2 separate regions of the Homo sapiens genome follow, and region 2 is linked to region 1. Evidence: chromatin contacts called from ENCODE Hi-C or POLR2A ChIA-PET data. All regions are on one chromosome and are shown on one strand. Each heading gives the region's core, a stretch centred on a gene start or an enhancer-like site at or near the end of the contact. The rest is flanking DNA. Distances are from core to core; before and after follow the strand shown. Region 1 has its middle 190 kb from the start of PTPN20. Region 2 has its middle 43 kb from the start of GDF10.

Region 1 (7,302 bases), core at 2,157-4,656:
TGTTTAAAAATCAACTAATACTATATAAGGAATTTGGTTATAGCAGCTAGAACAGACTTAGACAGTTCTGGATGCCTAATGCACAATTGTCAACTTTAGGGGTGTTACAGATTTATAGTGTTATAGATTTAGACGTCCTGAGTTCAAATTTCAAGTCCATCAGTTTGACTTCCAGCCAATGAGATCACTTCCCTGAGTCTGGGCTTTTTTGCTACAAAGGCGGGGCAGTAAGAATGTTCCCCAACTTCTCCCAGTCTGTAGGCCCTGGCTCTATCCCCCAGAGGACTTCACTCCTCCTCTTTGCGGTTTTGGAAAAAGCCAACTAAATCCTTTCTATCAACTTAAATAAAAGGTGTATTAATTTTAGGTGAAAAGGTGAAATGCTTTATAAAGCACGACACTCTGCACAGTATGTGGATGGGCTGAAGATACATTTCCATGGTCACAGGGCAGGCTCTCAGGGGTTCCCTGCGGCCCATACAGTGAAGAGCAGGGATTCAGAGGCCAGGCTGGTCAGGCAGCTGCCTTGGGTCCCAGTCATTTTGTGAGGGTAAGTTTTGACATTCTGTAGAACCTGAAAGCTGCCTCTCAAAACAGTGCCTCGCTCCAGCGTGTTGGTGGGCCACATCTCCTCTCAATGGTCAGAAGCCCGGGCGGGGATTCTGCTGGAGGCTGAACTCAGGCCCAGGGAATGGGAAGTGGGAGCAACTGGCAGTTGCTGCCAATGGGGACCTTCTCCATCTTCTGCTGAGACAACTCCCCACCATCCACTTGAACTAAGGACATTGTTTCTTCTATTGCAAAGAACAACTCTCTGGGCAAAGGAAAGGAAGGCTATGCCATATCCCTTTCATACTCTCACAGCAGCAGGTTGCAGGAAAGGGAGGCCCATGACCATCTTGCTAGCTGCCAAAAGGTTTTTGCTAAAATTCAGTTTTAGCTCCTACTACAAGAACATGGGATGGGAAGTAACTTTCTCATGTAATTAGCAATATTTATCTAGAAACATCAGCCCAAATCACCTCACAGTCAAATATTAGAACACTCTCCAAATTGGGTATCAGGATGGCTGCAGGCTGGGCTCCCTGGAAGGAAAATCTGATACCAAGATTCAAGACAGGAGATCTCCTGGGGATGCTCTCAGATCAGCAACTGTGAAAGGAACAGAAGCAGAGGGAGAAATGTGGCTTCATGCAGTTGCAACAGCGGCCTTGCTGATTCCCCAGAGAGCTCTAAAGCTGGATAGCCCCACAGCATTGGCAGGCGAGGTGAGGAGACAGGACTTCATACCCTGCATTGGCCAATCACTGGACATGAGTTTCCCGGAAGAGGTTGAGTGAGGGCCAAGGTGACTCTCAAGGTAGTCTTTTAGCTGAAACCATTCTGTGATGGCCAGCACAGGGGGCTGACTGCCAGTAGCTCCCTCAGTAGCTTGGAGCTTTTGGTCCTGATGGTGATAAAGGTGGTGGTGGTGGGAGCATTACAGTAGCCACTCCAGTGCTGTGCATCACATCCCTCTCATGGGTGTATATGATGTAAGGAAGCTTGCTTAATATTGTTTAATCCAACCTTTCACAAATATATTTTAATCACACCACATCCCTTTCTTTTCAGCAGAATGTCACAGCTCAGGCGTGTAAAGCTGTGAGGAAGAGCGTTTGGGGGTGCTCTTTAGAGGCCAACCTGGTTCCTTGGGTGCTGTCTCTGAAGGTTCTGCTCCTCCTGTACCCAGCCCCACTTCTGAACCCTTTCCGGTTGGCAGGAGGGTCTAGAAAGACTTCCACCTCTCGGCCATCGAACCTGAAACAAAGACTCTTAAGAACAGACAAAGACTCTAAAGAACAGGCAAAGTCACTGTGCAGAGATGCCTGAGACTCTCTCTGCCCTGGGGAAGACTTAATGGCAGCGTGCAGCTCACACTCATGTCACTGTGGACACCTGTGGCCTCCTCATCCCTATAGAGATCAGCCCTAAGTTGCTGCCTGGCTTCCATCCACTGGCCCTGCATTGCTAATGTCTACCTAAAATCTCCCTGCTGAAATTCCTGCCTCTCCAGACCAAACACCTTTGGGATGGTCAGTTTCTTGTCTTTGGGGTACATTTTGGCTCCTCCAGAATCAAAGGGGCCTTGCAGTAAGAAGACATCCTTTAGCTCTAATGTTCCTCTCTATTCTTGCCATCAAAATAAGGAGGAAGGAGGAGAGAGCATGTCACAGCCTTTCATCACTCCCACCAGAAGGCTGCATTCAGGCCAACTGAGGAGGGCTCCTTCTGGAGCCAAAGAGGGGAAGGAGAGGAGAGGTGTTTGTAGGAGAGTCACTGTGGAAGACAAGGATGGTGCAACCCCTCTGCGTCTCCATTTCCCAGGATGGTATTTCAGTGGACTCCAAAATTCCCTTCCTGGGGCACCTGGAAGAAAAGGGCCCCCATATCTCCATCCATTCTGTTCCTTCCCTCTTTCTCTTTATTTGAAAAGAGTTGGTGTGCTATGGATGAAAGAGTGAGTTTTAGAACCAGGCACAGAGACCTTGGTCCAATCCCATCTTTGCCACGGAGATGTCCTAGAACTTTCTGAGACTCGGTTTTTCAATCTGCAAAATCACAATAGCAAAAACATCTCCCTTGGATGATAGTCTTGATGATGAAACAAAATGACATTTTCAATTTAATTTAGGGCAAAATCACAATGACATATGTCTTTTTTTTTTTTGATTAAGAGACAGCCAAGCTCCTGGCATATGAATTTCTCCTTTTAGCAAAAACTATTTATTTACATTTTCATCATTTATTTGTGTTTTTCCTTTCTCTAAGAAATTAGTACAAATCTTCACCAGATTAAAATTATTCAAACATATTTATAGAAAGGAATCCTGATTTCTTCATGGCTGTAAAATAACTTTAGCTCTGTTTCACATAATAATTTTTATTCATGTTTAATAGCTTTTTTGAGGTATAGTAGACATACAATAAACTGCTCATTTAAAATGCACAATTTTTAACATTGTGACACATATGAAATCACCACCACATCAAGATAACAAAGACATCCATCATTTCCTAGTTTCCTTGCACCCGTATATAATCCTTTTCTCCCACCCTTATGCCCCCATCCTCAGGCAAACATTGATCTGTTTTGTTACTATTCACTAGTTTGCATTTTCTGGAGTTTTCTATGGATGGATGAGTGTACACTCTTTTTATTAAGATTCATTCATGTTGCTGTATATATCAATAGTTCATTCCTTTTTTATTACTCTTACATCACACTTTGATGCATAAGATAAATACTATGAGAAATATAGCAATTACATTTTTTTCTGGAAAGTCAGAATGTTATAGGAAACATTCTGGACACAACTTCAAAAATTTTTAGTTGAAATGTTCCAGCTGTAACCATGAACACATCATTAACCCTCCCTAGGCCTCAGTTTCCTCTCCTGGGGGATGGGAGAGAATCATGACAGCACCTCCTCAGCTGTGTTCACCAGAGCTTTCGTCACTGACTTGAGAAGTCCAGTTTCCCAGGCCTGTGTCTGTCTGCATGTCTGAATGGCTTATGGACTGATACTTCTATCAGCTCTGGCTCCATGGGGAGTGGTGATGGCTGAGGTCTGACAGGGGCCAGGCAGTGCTAGATGAAGGGAGAGGGGCCCTTCATTTGGGTGAGCTGCCGGAGTGGGAGGCACTGTGTCTTGCTTCTGATGGAGTGTCTGAGAAGCAGGTCCAAGAGGCGCTGCTTCAGGACCCGCCTCAGATTAGCACAGGTCCCCACACTGGGAGCAGAGGGCATGATTTCTGGAGTGATCTCAGAGGTGCTGCAGCTGGAAAACTGATTACCAAGTGAGAAGGATGTTTAATGGAGATGGTGGTGAAGTGACACTAACAGGAAGCTGTACTCCTGATTCTCAGCAGAAATAAGATTTGGGGGAAAGCAGGAAAGTTATTCACATCCCTCTGAGAAGGGGAGGAAGGCATTAGGTATTTGGCCAAACAGGCCCTTCCTCCTAGCAAAGTTAAGTTAGGGAAACTTGAGGAACTTGCAGACAGGGGTGGCACTCTTCCCAGCTGAGGACAGAACTTGTGGCAGATTGTATTTTTCAAAGATGGCCCTAACAGTATCTTCTGTCCCACGTGCCTTTCCACAATCTTACCACTTCCCTCATCTAGAAGTGGCACCTATGACCTCTCCCCTGGAACCAGGCCTGGGTGACTGCTTTGAGTAATAGAATATGGAGGAAGTGACACCATGTGACATCCAAGGCTAGGCTGGGTCATAATATTGTCATGCATTTCTGCTAGGTTCTCTGGGGACAGTTACTTTTGGAGCCCTACCACCACACTGTGAGAAAGCCCCAGCAGCCTGTGGAGGGGCCTACGTGTGGAAGAACTGATCCCAAGTGCCCAGCCCCAGCTGAACTCCTGGTCCACAGCCAGTGGCCACTTGCCAGCCAAGTGAACGAGCCAGCCTGGAAGTAGACCCTCCAACCCAACGTATGCCACATAAGGCACAGATAAGCCACATTGTCTGACTTTCAGATTCATAAGCAAAATAAGTATTGTTTTAAGCCACTAATGCCTTGGAGTAATTTTCTTATGCAGCAATAGAAAACTCATACAAAGCTCATCTAGGAAAAAGGTTAAAGTTGAGGACAGCATTTAATAGCAGACACAAGTCCATATGGGGACAGGCCAGCCTTAGCCTGTACTGTCACATGGTAGCCTCCAACACTGAGCAAGGGTGTCCCACCATCCTGGCCAGTCTAAGGCATTAAAGGATAACATTAAGAACTGCCCGTCCCCTCTTGGACATCCAAGTTAAAAAAAAATTATAATAACACCTCTGATAGCAGCACATTTTTGGAATGACTGAAAGAGTTTTTGTCATAATATTATTTATGAGTTGTGGGATTCACTGAGAGTTCCAGATAACTCCTCTGCAATGCCCACGGCCTGCTCTGTCATCTAGGTTTATAAACCTCTTTCTCTGCAGTTTGCAGGATGAACCAGGCTGCACAGAGTGTTTAATGAGATCTAACCAAAGGTTTCAAAAACCTGTGTATTATTTTGCTGCATTTTATAGATGAAGAGACTGAATGTTCTAAAGATAAAGTCCATTGAGCCAGTAACTGTAAGAGCAAGACAGGAAGCTAGTTCTCTCTGTCTCAGAGTCTGACACTCTTTACAAAGCCAAGGAGTAATTTTTACCTTAAATTGAGGATTTATACTATTTCACTTAATTGAGTGATCAGAATAAGAGCATGCATCTTTTACTCCCCCTTCTCTCTCTTTTTTCACTTTAATATATCATAGGCAGTCATTTCTTTTTCCCAGTTTTTAAATTATAAAATATACATAACATAAAATTGACTTTCTCAACCATTTTAAGTGAACAATTCAGTGGCATTAAGTACATTCTTGTTGCTGTGCAACCTTCACTACTGTCCATCTCCAGAACTCTTCATCTTGCAAAACTGAAGCTCTGAACCCATTAAACAGTCAGTTCGCATTCCTGCCTCTCCCCAGGCCCTGGCAACCACCATTAGCCTTCCTGTCTCTATAATTTTAACTCCCCTAGGACCCTCATATAAGTGGAATCATGCAGAATTGACCTTTTCTGACTAGCTTATTTCACTAAGCATGATGTCCTCAAGGTTCATCCATGTGGTGGCCTGTGTCAGATTTCCTTACTCAAAAAACAGCCATTTCTTTCTGTCCAAATACAACATCTTGTTCTTTAAATTCTCCAACAAATGAATGTATCCCCATTCTCGGCTTAATGTATGAGACTGGGTTTCTCTTAACAAGAAATAGGGGTGGAGGAAGGACATGGCCCCCAGGAGTTCCCTGCTTCTGTCCCCAGGGGTTAAACACACCCTTCAGCTCCGGAAGACCACAGCTCAGCATAGCCCCCTCTGGGGAGCTCTCTCCCAACTGGGTTGGGCTAGGAGCTTCTTTATACCCTGGGAGACCAGAGCTTCTTTAATCCTACACCACATCACTCTCTATCATTGATTGGATCATGAGAGTAAAGGGAGTTTCTTCATTGATTCTGAGTTCCAGGAACTCACACACCGTAGAGTCCTCTGTAAGCATCTGCACCTGAATGAGTAGCTTCATGAACACATGCAGGCACCAGAAGGCACATGAGTTCGTGTAAAACCTGGTCAGTTCATAACAGTTACCACAAGGGATTGGCAATGGGGGAAATATAAATGGATGAAATGTTTATAATGAACTCCTATTGAGTTCATAGCAGAGATTATAAAATTATTTTAAAGACTTTCAAGTCAGTAAGCTGTGACTTTAACCAAGCTGCATGTGTCAGCAAAGCACATGTCCCAGTCAGAAGGGCAGCGAGCATCCACACTGTGCTGGCTACATCACGCCCTGTCCTGATTCATTCCTCCCAAGAATCCGCATGCATAGGCTCTGCTGCTGTTCTCATTTACAGGTTAGGAAATGTGTCCTGCGCAGTTGAGTAACTTCTCTGCAGTCTCACTGGCCTTCCTAGAACTTGAATCCATGTAGCCAGCTGCAATGGAGAAGCCCAACCAGGGAGGCCCAGACAGGAAGTATCTCAGGGGACAAAGCTGGCATTCTACTTCTTTGTGCCACCTGGGCAGTGCTTCTCACCCTTCACAGTGCTCACAAATCCCCTGGGGGTTTTATTCAGCAGCTCTGCACAGGACTGGGGGTCTGCAGTCTAACAAGCTTCAGCCGCTGCTCAGGCTGCTGGCCCATGGGCCACACCTGGAGCCGAGAATGCTGGGAAACAGATGGTGCTGGCCATGCGTCACCACCTGGGAGGTTCCTGGGGCAGATGTAAATTCAGACCCAGGATGCAGAAGCATTGGCTGTTTTGGCAACTTTCTGACTTTACATTGGTTTCCTGTGTATTATCAAATTATCAGATGGGGACGGGTTGATGCATCCCTTTACTAAAGCTGGGGCATAATGACTCTGCCCCTGAAGCCAGAGCCACTCAGCATGGCTGGGACTAACCCACCAGCCATCTCAGGAGACAGACCTGGCCTTCTGTGGTCCCCGTGTCACCACACCTGTCCCATTTGGAACATCGGCAGAAGGAGAGCAGAGCCACCTTCAGAGGTGGGCACAGCTGAGTTAACAGGCCTGCTCTCCATCCTTGACTAGCTGTGAACCTCAAGGAAGTCCCTCCTCCTGTGGACATGATTTCCCTATTTGAGAAATGGGGCAGTGATAACACCTCACAGGTCCTTGAGATGACGTAAGTACAGCCAAGTTGCTTAACAGAATGGATGCAGACTACACCTGTCTAAGGCA
Region 2 (7,302 bases), core at 2,652-5,151, 150 kb after region 1:
CAGTGAGGACTGAGCCACCACCGGCCTGGGCAGCTAGAGCTGCACTTCCAGGCTGTGTTAGACTGACTGGGTGGTCGTGGAAGAATGATAAGTGCCTGCTCAGAGCCAGCTATGCATGGCCAGATCGCAAACCACAGGGCTGCCCTGCTGGGCTTGGGCCTGGGCCCAGAGCTCTCTAGAGCATCTGGGGAGGCATGGGGGTGGACCCGGAGGCTTCTGGAGACCTGCAAGGCAGCCAGCCCTTGGGAAAGAGCACTTGGGGCCTGGGACAGCCGGGCTAGCCGGAAGACTCAGAGCCAGTCAGCAGGGTCCGTGGGACCTCATTTGTGGCACCTGCATTGAAGGCAGGCAGGGATACAGAGGAGAAAGGGCTTCAGAGCCAAAGACAACTAACTGGGTTCAAATCCCAGCTCTGCTCTGGCCGGGGCTGGGGCCGTGGGCAGCTTATTTGACTTCTAATCCCTCACTGGGAAAATAGAATCATAATACCCATCTCTCCAAGCTTTGAAAGGTTTCATGTGAGCATTAACACACACAGATGTGCTCAGAATTCTATCTGCCCAGAAAATATAGTCCTCTACCCCTCTCTAATACACACACACACACGCACACACACCACATTCCTCCAGCTGTCTGCCTCCTTCTGTGGTCCCTGGGGTAGGAATGACTTGTTCTCAGTTTCTTTCTGGCCAGGTGTCCCTCCATACTCAGTTCCATGGATTCTCTTCCCAAGATTGATGTGTTCTCAGATAAAGGTGAGCCAGTTTCCAGCCACCTGCCTGAGGGCAGCTGAATTCACACAGACACACACACACACAGACATACAGACACACACACACACACACACACACACACACTGCTGACTCCCAACACTAGCTCAGCAAATATTACTTAACAGGGCCTTTTTAGGTTGCTGAAAATTTCATGGTCACAGATGTTCCTTCCAGTTAAACAGTAAGCTGCTACTGGGCAAAGCTTCGTACAAAAGAGGGAAAATGCAGACCTCAAACCGAGTTTTGCTAAATGAAAGAAGGAGGAGATGGGAACTAAGGAGCTTTGCAGATCCAGCAAGATGTGACATGACCCAGGGTTTCAGGGTTTCAGCCCCAAGGCCACCACCACTTAGAGGAGATAGCACTAGAGTGTGTCCTTATGATGCAAGATCTGGGTTGGAAGAGGCCTCATGTGTCACCCTTCCCTAGCATCATGTGATGCAGGACATCCCCAGCAGCAGCTAGAGACACTTGCCTCGGGACCCAACCAGGGACGCAAACGCACTCCCCTTTGGGCAGCTCTCAGTGCTAACAAGTCCTCTGACTGGTGAAAACCTGTAGCAACTGAACCTTATTCCGCTGCCTGGGCCACGTAATACAGATCTGCTTCCTGTTCCTCAAGACAAGATGAGGACCCTTTACAGATTGAATGAGTCTTCTCATTCCCAAAATAAACCACGAACCATCAGCCCACTTTTTCTGGCAGGGAAGAGTCCCAAGGGTCCCACTCTCTTCTGCAGTAAAGGACAATGCATCACTTTACAACAGGATAAGACGGCTCTGGGGAGCCTCTAGGGAGCCCGTGCTGAAAACCCTCCCCTGGGCTACCTCACCTCAGCAGCTGGGGTGCTCTATGTGGTCCTGCCAAGGGCCGGGGACTGGCCTGGTGTCTGGGAGCCTTGTCTTCACTGCCCAATCATGGCGGCTTTGATCCCATGACTCTCAGCTTTTCCATCAGAATTCAGAGGGCAATAATAGCAACTGCTTGCTTGTAAAGTGCTTGGAGCTCAGAGGAGAAAAGGTGTCAGACAAGTGTAAAATGTTACTACTGGCACAGGCCAGAGGATGGAATGGAAAATCCCAGCAGAAATTGGGAACTCAGAGGAAGCCATTTGTCAGCTCCTCTGAACAAATGGATACAGGAAAAGGGGCCTTCCTCTGGCAGCCAGGCACAGCCCAGGTCAGCTGGAGGGGCTGGAGGAGATGCAGGTGAACATGAACTGTCCTGCCTTCTGACATCAACTACTGATTTAGCAGCCATGCCTTCCACCTCAAGACCAGCTGTCCATTGCACACCCTAGGCAGGGCTGCCAGCGGATGAGCCCAGGTACCCAGAGCTCCAAGCAGTCAGCTCAGCCCTCAGAAGCCTCCTGGAGAAGAGGACTGCAGGAACTAACCCACTGTAGCAGCCATCTGGAAGAACCAGCCCAGTTCTCAAACAAGGGTGCACCAGGCAGAAGAGCCAGTCAGCATGTAGCCGTGAAGACTGGGAAGGGCAGAGGGAAGAGGCACGAAGCACCTAGATGACGCGATGAACTAAGGAAAACTTTTAAAGCACTCTAATTGCTGTTCTCAGAAATTCAGGAAACGTATACATTCATTAAAGAATCTTCTGGCAATACATCTTCTTAGACATTATAAGTGTGACCCACCAATTCCTGTCTTCAAAGTGATCATCAGTAAATGAACTGAAAGATAAAGTCAAGGAAATCTGTCAGAACGTAGGGTAAGAAGACAAGGAGAAAGAACTTCAGATTAAAGTGACTCACATATCTTGTTAGGATTAATGAAAAAATAAAACCATCTAACATTTTAAAACATGAAGAATAAAGAGAAAATCAGAAACATGAGACAGAAAACATCATCACCTACTAATAAGTAAGACTGGCATCTCATTAACGAAACTTACTGTGACTACATTGTTGAAATTCCAAAACCTAGAATTTGACAGTCTCACAATCACAGTGGGAGATTTTAGCACCTACTGTAACTTCATCACACCTATGTGGTTCAACTTTTATGAAACCAAGTTGTGAGTTGTTTTCAGGTTACCATGGGCCCCCAGATTGAAGGTGATGTAATCTGAGCGTGCTCAGGCGAACCAAATGGACAGCCACAGGAGGAACCTCAGGGCTGGGACTGAGAAATTGGGACTGAACTGAGAAGCAGACACTGCCTGGCAGGAGCCAGGATCCAATCAGAGGAAGCTCTGGTATCACCCCATGGCAGGATCCAGTAAGATCATGCCTCCTGGCACCACCTCATTGCAAGATCCAATCAGATCACACCTCATTACCCTATGCTTATAAAGCCTGACCCAAACCCCTGCTCGAGGAGACAGGTTTGAGAGTTTTCTCTTGCCTTCTTGCCCATTAAGCAGCTTTATTGCTGTTTTTCTTTTCTCAAAAGCTGGTGCCATGGCATTGGCCTCTATGTGAATTGGACACCAAGCCCATTGATCGCTTGGTAACAATACCATGTTCCTAGATGGGAGGACTTAATATTATTAGGATACCAATTCCCCCCAAATGAACACAAATATTAGATTTTTCTCCTTGACTCTTGACAGTGAAAGCTTGCGTATGAACAATTAAAGACTCCCACTGAGGATTCTGAATCTGAAACTCATACTGCAAAGAATCAGGGGATACTTTAGAATTCACTCTAGTTATGGTGATGGTGATGGTGGAGATGCCAGAGGAGGGGATGGAGGGGAAGTGGCGGGAGGTGCTGGTGTTATGGGGGTGGTGGTGGAGGAGCAGGTGGTGGAGGTGATGGTAGGATGGCAGCACCCAGCACCCAGAGTCTAGTGTAGACAATAGCAGCAGAATCAGAACAGCCTCTTGGCAGCAAGCGTCCAGGGCAATGTCTCCAGTGGCACCATTTGGCTTGTTTTTGGCTCTCTGGCATCCCTCTATCCTGGCCTTTTGTCCAAGGGTTGCTTCTAAACACTACAATCTCTTACTAAGACATCCGTTATCCTTCTAAGTCTCTTTGCTGCCTATGTTTAATAAAGTAAGTTTCTATTGCTTACAACCAAGAACTCTGGGACAATGAGTCTTCCAATCTTGAGTAAAGGAAGTATTTTGTAAGCAAGGCAGGAAACCAGAAATATTGTTTTAAAAGCAGAAGACTGACTAATTTAACCACAAAACTTGAAACAACTCAATAGGAAAAGTGAAAGCGCCAAGTTCTTAAGGGTCACAGCACAGAAGAAAGAGGAAGGCTGGTAAACATAGAATAAGATGCTCATTCTCACAAATCTTCAGATGGAAAAAATGAAATTCCATTTTTCCCTTTAGGTTAGCACAAAAATACATAAATGATACATAATATCCAAGGTGTGACTGGGTGGGAAAATGGGGTCTCTTACAAAGCACTGGACAATGCAAAGAGGTGACATTTTCAGCTGAATTGAAGGGTATCTCCCAGCATTCGAGGTGAGAGTTTTCTCTACTCAAAAATGTTATTTCTCAGTATTTATCTTAATAGAAATACTTGCACAAAAGCATGAAAATATTAATAGCTGACTTATTTATAGCAGCCCCAAAGTGTAGGCAATCTAAATAGTATCAACAGGGGATAATATTTACTTCCAAAATAACCAAAATATGGAACAAAACAAAATATGGAAAACTGAGGAGGAAGTAAAAAGTGTTTAATGGAACTATATTTACTGATCTAAAAGGCTCCTTGGTTTGGTTTATTCTTTTTTTTTTTTTTTTTGAGTTAGGATCTCACTCTGGTGCCCAGGCTGGAGTGCAGTGCCATGATCTCGGCTCACTATAAACTCTGCCTCCTGGGCTCAAGTGATCCTCTCACCTCAGCCTCCCCAGTAGCTGGGACCACAGGCATGTCCACCCAGCCAAGCTAATTTTTGTAGAGATGGGGTCTTGCTATGTTACCCAGGCTGGTCTCAAACTCCTGGGCTCAAGCGATCCTCCCACCTTGGCCTCCCAAAATTCTGGGATTACAGGTATGCACCACCTCGCCCGGCTGGTTTATTCCTTAGTGAAAAGGTGATTGCAAAGCACTCTATATGGTATGATTCAATTTCTCTTTTAAATTTGTTTGAATTGCAAGGAGGTGGGTACGTTCAAGTTAGACTTTATATACCTCTGTAACAAGCAATATTGTAAAACCAGCATGTTTTGCTTTTCCAGTTTCTAAGCAAAACTAAAAGTAAAAAGGAATTGGAGTCCATGGGATACACCTTTCATGGTAAATTAGTAGCAGTGTTTCTCGTTTGTCCTGAATCCTTGTGAACCTGCTGGGGGTCCTAGCTAGTCTTGGTGTAGGCTGGACCTTGGGCTGTGCCCTATGCCTTCCTGCTAGGGGAGTTGAAGAAGGACAGGAGGAGGCATGAAACATGCCTGGTTTCATCCCATGGCTTCAGGAAAATCACTCCAGAGCCTAGATCAAGTTAATAGGAGAAACACTGCAAAGAGTAATATAGCTACCTATATTACGGACAGATGAAAAGGTATTTATTTGACCCAGTAAGTACAATCTACCATGCCTGCGGCACATCCTGAAGGAATATTACTGGGGGCCTGACTGCATGACTGCTCTTTGATTTATGGAGCCAAAGTGAATGAAAGGCAGGGTCAATACAACTGCCTTTCGGCTCCACTTTCCATTCCATTTCATAGAGCAGGTGAAAAGATATGCCTGCCTATAACAGGACTGGGTGAAACTCAGGAACCTCCAATGGAACATTTGCATGTCTGTGTCAGTGGGCATTTCTGTCATCCAAGAGGGGACTTCCATCTGAGGTGGCTTTTGAGGCAGGAGCATAGCTCCGTCAGGAGGAGGCCTGAGCTAAATGCACATTGTCCATGCTGGGAGCTTTCTGGGCAGGGCTCAGGGGGACGGGTTGAGGGGGCTTGTCTAGGAGCTGGATTTCTGAAACGTGATACATGGCTCCTGTTTCCAGTGGATCAGCCTGCCTTTCAGAACCTACAGGAGACTGTACTTCCAAGAAACAAGTGCTTTCCTGAGGGACTAATCTGCCTGCCCCCCACTTGAGTGCTGACACCAAGGCTGAAGGCAAATCCCGGCTGGAAGACGAGGATGTAGTGGGCTTGGGTGTGAGACAGATTTGGTTTCAAACCATAACTTTGGGAAAGTCACTTCCCTGAACCTTGTTTTCTTCCTCTATAAAATGGGCACAATATTATCTTCTTCATGGAGCTGCTCTACAGATTCAGTGAAATAATGGATTTGTTTCCCAGGGCTGTTGTAAGACAGCACCACAAACTGGGTGGCTTAGACAACAGACGTTTATTGTAGCACAATTGTGGGGGCTGGAAGTTTGAGATTAAGGTGCTGGTAAGTTTTGTTCCTCCTGAGGGCTGTGAGAGAGAATATGTTCCAAGATTTTCTCTGAGTTTCTGGTGGTTGATTTCAATGTTTAGTATTCCTAGGCTTGTAGAAGCTTCACCTGGATCTCTGCCTTTATCTTCACATGTTATTTTCCTTCTATGTTTGTCTGTGTCCAAATTTCCCCTTTTTATAAGGACTCCAGTCATATTGGATTATCAGCCTACCTTAATGACCTGTAATGACCCTATTTCCAAATAACGTCCCATTCTGAGGTAGTTAGGGTTAGGACTTCAACATATGAGTGAGGGGAGGCACAGTTTAACCCAGAGCAAGTGGCACATGTAAAGTGACTGGTGTAACATAGCTCCTGAATGAATAGTAGCTCTCTTTGTCCACCAAGTCCCCCCTTGCCAGCATCTAGACGGAAAGAGGCAATGAAGGTGGAAGAGGGAAGCCACATATGTCTCAGTGGGTTCTTTAGGTTGGGAGTCACCCACCCCACACAGCTTCTGCCCAGTCTCTCCCACTCCAAGAGCCCATCCATCAGTTCGTTTGGCCAGCAGGCAGCAGCATTTCCCCAGAGCCCCAGGAGCTCTTGTCTGCTGTCGTTTGCTGATAAGCCAATGCTTGCTGACGCGTGTCCTGATTTCAGAGTGTGTCTGCCTCTCTCCTCATCCTGTGGCCATGCTATGGTAGCTGAGAGCAGGGATCTGCCACTCCATCGCTGTGCACCTTTGACCCAGCTGGGGTCTCACAGAGATAGTCTCTAGTGAAGGTTTGAAGGATGTAGAAAAGAAGGAACAGCAGCTTCAATAACAAGATTGTCATAAATTTGTTTAATATAATCGCTGCCTCAGCATCCATTTTTATGCCTGACATAAGCTGTTTGGAACTCAGTTGTACCCAGTCGCCTTTAGACTCAGAACTTCCTCTCCCCGTGTGGCTGTTCCTCATCCCACTGACCCAAAATCCAATACCTGACCATAATAACACCAAATGGTCATGCCAGAGTCAGGAAAATAAGTCCCCACTTCAAGAGTGTTTTCTTTAAACCAGTCAGTCCACAACCCCAAAGGAAAGCCTAAGGATAATGCCCATGAGTCTTAATAAAAGCAGAGTCCCACAAGTGTTCTCTCTTCCTCACCCACTGGGTAAGCTGCCTGCCACCTCCTGACTTCCTGTAGGCCTCTAGTGTGCAACCATC

Evidence for each region. A loop is a pair of places that touch in the nucleus more often than their neighbours do. ChIA-PET counts read pairs that join two places held with the same protein, here RNA polymerase II (POLR2A).
Region 2: a map of aorta shows a loop between it and region 1 (2.5-fold over the local background). The contact joins two enhancer-like sites. A Hi-C loop is called at or near these places in 2 of 168 maps with a recorded cell type or tissue (aorta and kidney). POLR2A ChIA-PET finds 5 or more read pairs at or near these places in 2 of 52 experiments (H1 and activated CD4-positive, alpha-beta T cell).

The regions. Positions count from the first base shown.
Region 1 is chr10:47,100,790-47,108,091 of GRCh38, forward strand. No RefSeq gene overlaps it. Among named protein-coding and RNA genes, the nearest start is that of PTPN20, 190 kb to the left of the region's middle. Within about 2 kb of position 3,407, at least 5 of the 41 ENCODE cell types and tissues checked have a DNase peak (open chromatin) inside an H3K27ac peak, as active enhancers do.
Region 2 is chr10:47,254,015-47,261,316 of GRCh38, forward strand. No RefSeq gene overlaps it. Among named protein-coding and RNA genes, the nearest start is that of GDF10, 43 kb to the right of the region's middle. Within about 2 kb of position 3,902, at least 4 of the 41 ENCODE cell types and tissues checked have a DNase peak (open chromatin) inside an H3K27ac peak, as active enhancers do.